2 separate regions of the Homo sapiens genome follow, and region 2 is linked to region 1. Evidence: chromatin loops called from intact Hi-C (ENCODE). Cell type or tissue: tibial artery. All regions are shown on one strand.

Evidence for each region. A loop is a pair of places that touch in the nucleus more often than their neighbours do. Peaks named below come from ENCODE experiments on the same cell type or tissue, not always from the same donor. Only the 100,000 strongest peaks of a DNase experiment are listed, where the experiment ranks them.
Region 2: a loop joins it to region 1, with 2.1 times the contacts of the local background. A loop is called at or near these places in 15 of 110 quality-filtered maps.

What each region holds. Positions count from the first base shown.
Region 1 is chr6:2,182,927-2,186,926 of GRCh38, reverse strand. All of the region lies in intron 1 of GMDS (GDP-mannose 4,6-dehydratase), which reads left to right. Among named protein-coding and RNA genes, the nearest start is that of GMDS, 61 kb to the left of the region's middle. In tibial artery, no CTCF peak of the experiment used is centred here; no DNase peak of the experiment used is centred here.
Region 2 is chr6:2,125,564-2,129,563 of GRCh38, reverse strand. The region is part of intron 1 of GMDS (GDP-mannose 4,6-dehydratase); the gene reads left to right. Among named protein-coding and RNA genes, the nearest start is that of GMDS, 120 kb to the left of the region's middle. In tibial artery, no CTCF peak of the experiment used is centred here; a DNase peak (open chromatin) is centred at 1,982; H3K27ac peaks cover 1,829 bases.

The sequences.
Region 1 (4,000 bases):
TATCGAAAGTATAAAGCTTATCCACATGCATAATTATAAATATGAAATATATGTACACGTATATATACTATTTGTGCAATGTGGCAAATCCAAATACAGACTTCTTTTAGGCACCCGTTTTAAACTCCAACAGTGAGAGAATTAGTACATAACCACTCAGTAATTTCAGTTCTTCACCTTGATTAGTCAGATCCTCCTAAGCGAAACTGTGTAGGTGGTTGTGTGGTTTTTAGTACTTGCTTGACAGAATGGATTTTTTTTCTCTAAATTAATAAATATACCTAAACAATGGTCTTCAGTGTGTATTAGAGCAAATGCTTGAAGGCAGCTGGAAGGGACATCAAATACAGAGATGAAGTTCTTTTAGCATGTTTAATTTATTATGGAAAGGCTAGCGAACACATTGTTTCTGCAGAAGTAACTGTAGGGGCTTGTTATAGATTCCTCTTTCATCCAGGTTGATTCAGATATTCAAGTGTATTAATGGAAATCTTTAAATAGTGCCCTTTGCCTTATTTTGGGAATCAGCTAAGTTGAGTAGGTAGACTTATGCCAGATTTCATTAATTGGTATTTTTGCTAATTTTAAGGGATACTTAAAAATATCCCCTGATTACAGTAACATAAACATCTGAAGTGATTTTTGAATTGCTACACAAACAGTATTCTATTAACATTGTACATTAAAACATTGCAGCGGTCCGCATAGGCTGTGGAAATGAGTAGATTTCATTTTCCTACATTCCCTTTATGTTTCTGTTTGTACACTTGGTTTTTACATGGCAAATTTCATTGGTTCCTAGTGCCAGTTTGGCTTCATTAGAACCACCTGGCAACTCTGTTCACTACAGTTTGGGTGACTTGAAGCCTAGCCAAGTTTGGGACTCATTGGTAAGAACATTGTATTTAATATAAGAATTTAATAAATATATGTTAACTTATTTTTTGAGAATTATTACTAAACGCGTGGTTCTCAGTTTTCTCATTTGTAAAATGGGAATAATAACAATCTGCAGAGTTTTGGGGGAGATAATGAGTTGATTGAATGACAGTGGAAGGAATGTGAGCATATTCTAGAAACTCAGGGTGCAGCCCCAGCCTTACTACATAGACGAGGCTGATGTGTTCTGAATGGGGACCTTATTTTAATCACAAGCTGATGAGGCTTCAGGAAATTGGGTTATGGATTTGTTAGGTTTAACATTATCTTGGCCCTAGGGTGGCAGTATTTAGGCATTGATTACATCTTGGGTGGCTCTTTTAACTGCTCATCTGAGACATGTGGGTGAAGGAACTTGCACACAGGGTGGAATGACACAGGGCAGCCTTGGTACACATCTGGGCAGTTTAGCTGTGGAAAATGAGTAAAATGGCTGTAACTGTATTTATTGTTGTTGGCTCCAGACACTCGTTGAAGATGTTTAACTCTTCCACATTGTTGGATCCTCAGAGTTGGTATCTCAATGTGTACCAATTTAGAAGTAATTATTTTGATTAAAATATTTGGTTGGTGTACAATACAAAGAATACGTAATGTAAAGTGCAGTAGTTTTGAGGAAGAAATGGTGGTGTACATGAGAGTCAGAAGTACCACATTGGATCAGATGCATGCCAATATGCTGCAGCTGGCGGTGACCACAGGCATGTTTTGTAGGAGGATGTTGTTGTTGATATCAACTTTGAAAAAACTTAAGTTTGTTCAGTAATTGTATCCCAGCTTTCATTTCTTCCTCCCTGATTAGGATGCATTTGGCATACTTCACTGCTTAGCTAAGTGCTGAAGATTTTTCAGAACTCAGGAAAAACCGTGGAGTCAAATCTAAGTTTAAAGCTGGCTTTGCCTTGTCGGCTTGACCAATAGCCTATCCTCCCTGGGCCTCCACCATAGAACGTGAGCCCTGTGAGTGCAGGGATCTTGTCTGTTTTGTTGATCGCTTCAATTCCAGTGCCTAAAACAGTGTCTGGTACAGATCAACACATAAATGAATAGCGACTCTAGAGTGTGGCAAGTATTGTGAAAGGAATTAGCTTGGTGGCACACTGGAGCAATGTCACAGTCTTATCTGCTGACAGTTGTGTGCTGATTACAATGGTTCCCAATGGTATAAACACAGAAAACAAGAGACTTTTATGGTAATATGATAGATTTTTTGACTGTTAATGCTGATAATGAGAATTTTGGGCTTGTATTTTATATGTTTTTAAAGTTACATTTTTAAAAGAAAATTTTTTATTGAATTTTTACAAAAGTTTTATGACAGATTGACAATGAAAAACAATGGGTCCTTCATCACAGATAGTTTGGGAAGCACCGTGCTAGAGAGTGACAGGGAATGATAGCTATGTAGGTCCGGGCAGCCTCTCTGAGCTGAGATTTGAACTGAAATCTAAAGTCATCAGAGAGGACCTTTCTAGGCAGAACAAATAGAAGTGCAAAGACCTCAAAGTAGCAAAAAGCCTAGTTAGTGTGTTCAAGGGATGGAAAGAGGCCAGGAGTATAATGAGGAAGAGAATCGTTAAGAGAGGTGGGGGGAAGGTAGGCAAGGGCCAGATCTTCTAGGGGCTTAATTGACTTGGTCATGAGTTTTAGTTTTATTCTTAGTGCCAGTTGTTGAGTGGAAGTGGTGTCTCACGTGTGGTTTGAGATCACTTTTGCTGCATATGGATTTTAGGGAGCCAATAGTGAAAGAAAATATACCTATTAAGAGGCTATTACAGTAGTCAGGCGAGAGATGTTGGAGGATTGGATAAAAGTGTGGGCAGAGAAAATGGAGAGAAGTTGACCGCCTGTATGATACAGGCATACCTCTGAGATATTGTAGATTTGGTTCCAGACCACTGTGATCCCAAAGTGAATATGACAATAAAATGAGTCACATGAATATGTAAGTTATATATAACTTATGCATATACAAGTTATATATAACTTATGCATATATAAGTTATGTTGTGCATATATGTTATGTTGACACTGTACTGTAGTCTATTAAGTGTACAGTAGCATTATATCTAAAAAATGTACATAACTAAAGTATATCTTATGCTAAAGAATGCCAGTGATCATCTGAACCTTCAGTGAGTTGTAATCTATTTGCTAGTAGAGGGTATTGCCTCCCTTTTAGTGGCTGCTGACTGATCAGGGTGGTGGTTGCTGAAGGTTGGGGTGGCTGTGGCAATTTCTTACAATAAGACAATAATAAAGTTTGCCACATTGGTTGACTCCTCCTTTCACAAAAGATTTCTCTGTGCCATTCAGCTGTTTGCTAACATTTTACTCACTGTAGAACTTCTTTAAAAAAGGGAATCAATCTTCTCAAACCCTGCTGCTGCTAAATTTATCAACTAAGTTTATGTAATACTCTTTGTTGCTATTTCAACAATGTTCATAGCATCTTCACCAGGAGTAGATTTGATCTCAACAGACTACTTTCTTTGCTTATCTATAAGAAGCAACTCCTCAGCCATTCAAGTTTTATCATGATATTGCAGCAATTCAGTCCTATCTTCAGGCTGCACTTCTGTGGTTCTTCCTCCATGGCAGTCTTGACCCTCTCAAAGTCATCCATGAGGATTGGAATCAACTTCTTCCAAACTTATGTTAATAAGTTCCAAACTTATGTTAATGTTGCTATTTTGACCCTTTTCCATGAATCATGAATCTAGAATGGTGAATCCCTATCTAGAAGATTTTCATTCCATTAGATGAATCACTTGCTGTGGCAGGTATAGCCTAAGAAAAATGCATTTCTTAAATAATAAGACTGAAAGTTGAAATTACTCCTTGATCCATGGGCTGCAGAATGGATGTTGTGTTAGCAGGCATGAAAACAACATATTAACCTCCTTGTACATCTCCATCAGAGCTCTTGGGTAACTAGGTACATTGTCAGTGAACAGTAATGATTTGCAAATAATCTTTTGTCTGGGCGTGGTGGCTCACACCTGTAATCCCAGCACTTTGGGAGGCTGAGGCAGGCAGATCGTTTGAGCCCAGGAGCTTG
Region 2 (4,000 bases), 57 kb after region 1:
GATCTAAACAAAGAGATTCGTTTTATTAGTGGTGTGGTTTCTTTAGCCCAGTACCATGACCGTATCCTGTTCAAAGAAGCCGCCACAGGGTGCTTAAGTAGAAACATACAGTATGATTTAGCATGCAGTTCAGAGGGGCCAGGTTCTCACATTGCATGTAAGAAAGTTCCCTTTTCGTTTGTCTGTCTGGGCTACTTATTCATCTGTATTGGAAGAGAGGAGAAAAATGCTAGTCTTCCTGTGTTGCGGGAGGATGGCTTGCCCTCGTACATAGGTGTTGGGATGGGGTGTGTGTGGGGGATGTGTGGATGTGAGATCAGTCTTTTTTTTAGCCATCTGTGGTCATTGAGAAACACAGAAACTTTCTGTGTTTCTTTCAGCTTTTCATAGTTGTGGAATTTTAGGTAGTTGTCATACTGTAGTCAAAACATGATTCTGTGAATTTCTGGAATTGGTCTTTAATTTTTACATAACTCTGTCTGGAACATTTCTGAGTACTTCATGAAAAGTGAGGGTCCATCCCCTCGGAAGAACAGGATAGGCGTCAGGAACACTGAAACCTGGCCCCATGGGACCCTGGTGCCCTGCCCTTTGGCCCCAAAGCTGGACCTACAACCACCAGCAATCTAAATCCACCTCCAAACAACACTGAACAACTGCATGGGCAGTGCCAGTCCCCCAAAAACCCAGACCGGGAAAATCTCAGGTGCTGTATCCTTTCTCCCTCCTCTGAGCTCTGGAGTGTTCTAAAATTACATGACTTCTCTGCATTTGGGTCACTTGATTAGAACTGGAAGCACTGTTTCATCCATAAAATACCCTGTAATGGAAAATGACTACATCAACTTGGTTTGAAAATGTATCTTTTATGGTCTCTTATTATTTTGTTGGGTTTTGACATGTTTTGGTGCCAGGTAGAGGAGTGGGAGGAAGGAGATTATTTTCTACTTCAAAACAGTGGGTGGCTAGGATTCTAGTCCTGGCTTTGTCTGTAACTAGTGTGATATTAGAAAAGTTGGCTAACCCCCCTGTGCCTCAGTTACCCGAGATGCCAAATATCTGCCCACCTTCCTAGCTTAGTTCTTGCGAGAGTAGGATGGGTGGCTCACACCTATAATCCCAGCACTTTGAGAGGCTGAGGCAGGTGGATCACCTGAGGTCAGGGGTTTGAGAACAGCCTGGCCAACATGGTGAAACCTGTCTCTACTAAAAATACAAAAAATTAGCTGGGTGTGGTGGTGGGCACCTGTAATCTGAGTTACTCAGGAGGCTCAGGCAGGAGAATCACTGGAACCTGTGAGATGGAGGTTGCAGTGAGCCGAGATTGCACTATCGCACTCCAGCCTGGGCAACAAGAGTGAAATTCTGTCTCAAAAAAAAAAAAAAAGGAAAATATTTCTGTGTCTTGAAAATGTTAAAGCCATGGTGATTGCTCAAAATAGTATGGCATTTAATATAAAATAGATACCCTTAATAGCCCACGTGTAAAATTAAACTTAAAAGGGTCATATTGGGACATTATCTTTACAACTAAAGAGTTTTCTGTAACAAGGATTGAACCTAGGCAGGACTTTATACCAGAATAATTGTGTTCATACTGAATGAGTTACAGATTTAGTCTGTTTGTTCCTTGTTTCAGAGGAGTCAAGCGTCAGAACTTAATGGTGGTTGTAGGTTCTCATTTGCTGTGACATTTCAGTCATTAGTCTGATTGGAGCATTCTTTATCAGCTCTGTGCTTCAAGAGGAGGCGGAAACCACCATCCTGTTGGCTTGGCGGACGTCTGCCTGCTCAGATACCACGTCTCTCCTGGAGTCCCCCAGGGGCCTGGGGAAAGGACGAGGGGGCGGCCAGCTGGGCCCCCTGGGCTGGGGACCAGGAGCCCTCGCTCGGCTCGTTTCCCACTCATTGTGCGGCCCAGGCCCTATCACTCGAGAGGCCTGGCAAGGAAGTGAGGAGGAAGCCGGTGCCACTACTGGTTCAGAATGTTCCAGTGTGGTTGGAAAGTCTGAGAAGCAGCCTGGGTGAGAAGAACAAGACCTTATTGACAGGGTTCAGTCCTGGTCAGGTCTGTTTCACATCAGCTCTCTAAATAATCACAGCTCTTGCCACCTCAGGGATCTCTAGCACGTTTACCTCTGGCTTTTTTTTTTTTAAACATTTAATGTAGCTATGGTAGAACACAAAGCATTCAAACTTTTTATTCCAAGAGAATGATTAGAAGTATAGTGTTGCCTGCTTCAAAACAATAATAGCAAAACAAAGTCCAAACTTCATACTTTACAGGGCTTTCCAACCTACTGCCAAATTATTAGTCTTATTGCAAATATTTTTCTATTAAGCTGTTTTCTCATTGATTGATTTATAGGGATATTGATTATCCTATAATAACATTTTCAGTGGTTGTGTAGCCCGACTTGGCTTGTCATGGTCTGAATTGGTCAGTGTCATTATCTAACTTAGATAATGGTCAGTGTCATTATCTGACATATATTTTAGATATGTAAAAACGGTAAGAATTGTAAGAATGGGATTAAAAAAGAATATGCCAAACATTTTCTCTTCTGCACATGAATCTATAAACTAGAATATTTACCTCAAGAAGTCAGAAGAAAATCTGCTGGAGATTTTAGCCCTGGCATGGTGGCTAACGCCTGAATCTCAGCCTTTGGGAGGCCCAGGCAGGCAGATCACGTGAGGTCTAGAGTTCCAGATCAGCCTGGCCAACATGGTGAAAACCCGTCTCTACTAAAAATATGAATATTAGCTAGGGGTGGTGGCACGCACCTGTAATCCCAGCTATTTGGGAGGCTGAGGCACGAGAATCGCTTGAACCCGGAGGCAGAGGTTGCAGTGAGCCACGATAACAGCACTGCACTCCGGCCTGGGTGAAAGAGCGAGACTCCATCTTAAAAAAGAAGAAGAAGAAGAAAATCTGCTCTAGGTTTTAATGAACCACAGAATGTGTCCCTTGTATGCTTTGCCTTGTCATTCTGCCTGAATTTATGCATGACTTCTGCATTAATGTAGTAAACACACACTTGGCAGTCCTTTCATTTTCAGGACCCATAGGGTGTTTCCAATTCCAGCTTTTGGTCAAGTAATAAGAAAAAGGTTTTTTGTTTTTTTTTCCCCCTGGAATATCTGGTAGGAGCTTTTGAAGCTCTAAGGGATATTTAAAGCCTGTTCAAATTGAAGAAACCGAAGAAAACCCAAACGTCCCCAACCACTTCTGAGGACACGAATTTCCAGTGGTTGGAGCTTCCCATTTTTATCTTTTCGTCTGAATGAGATGGATGGGGACCCTCTAGTTGGGCAGAAAGCAGAGGAGCAGTTATGGGATCGACTGCAAAATGTCTAACCAATTTATTTTCTGAGAGAGGCTGGTGACTTTTTATAGCACCTACAGAATGGTGATTTTTGAACTTTTGACCTATTAAATAGTTTAATTATATGTCTCTCATACTTTCCCTCTAAAAGTGGCACATGAAATATTTTAGGTCAAATGAAGACCCCTACCCAGAAATTTTAAAAATAATTATTAAGAACCAGTTGAGAATCTCTGTATTTTGTCAGACACCTTCATTTTAAGGCAGGAATTAGCTATATGATTTAAGATTAATACAAAGGAAATACGATTTTATAAAAAAAGAGAATATCTTCTTTTTTTAAAAGTTCATTTGTATGTGTGCATAATAATACAAATCTGATCCCCATCCCTGCTCCCTGCCACCTTAAAACCTTTTCAAGCCTTCAGTGATTTTCCAGAACCTTTAGGGTTAGCAGCCAGCTGTGGCCATTGCCTGGAAAGGCCAGCCCTCCAAAGGTACTCACCTTCCTCCACATCCCCCTGGCCTTCTTTATTCTACCATGGAGTCTTTTCCTCTCCACACTAGCCCTTCTATATCCCCAACCCACCTAGTTCCCATCTTATCCCCTTCCCCAGTGATTTTTTTTTTCTTTCCCTCTGGAGACAATGTCTCCCTCTGCCACCCAGGCT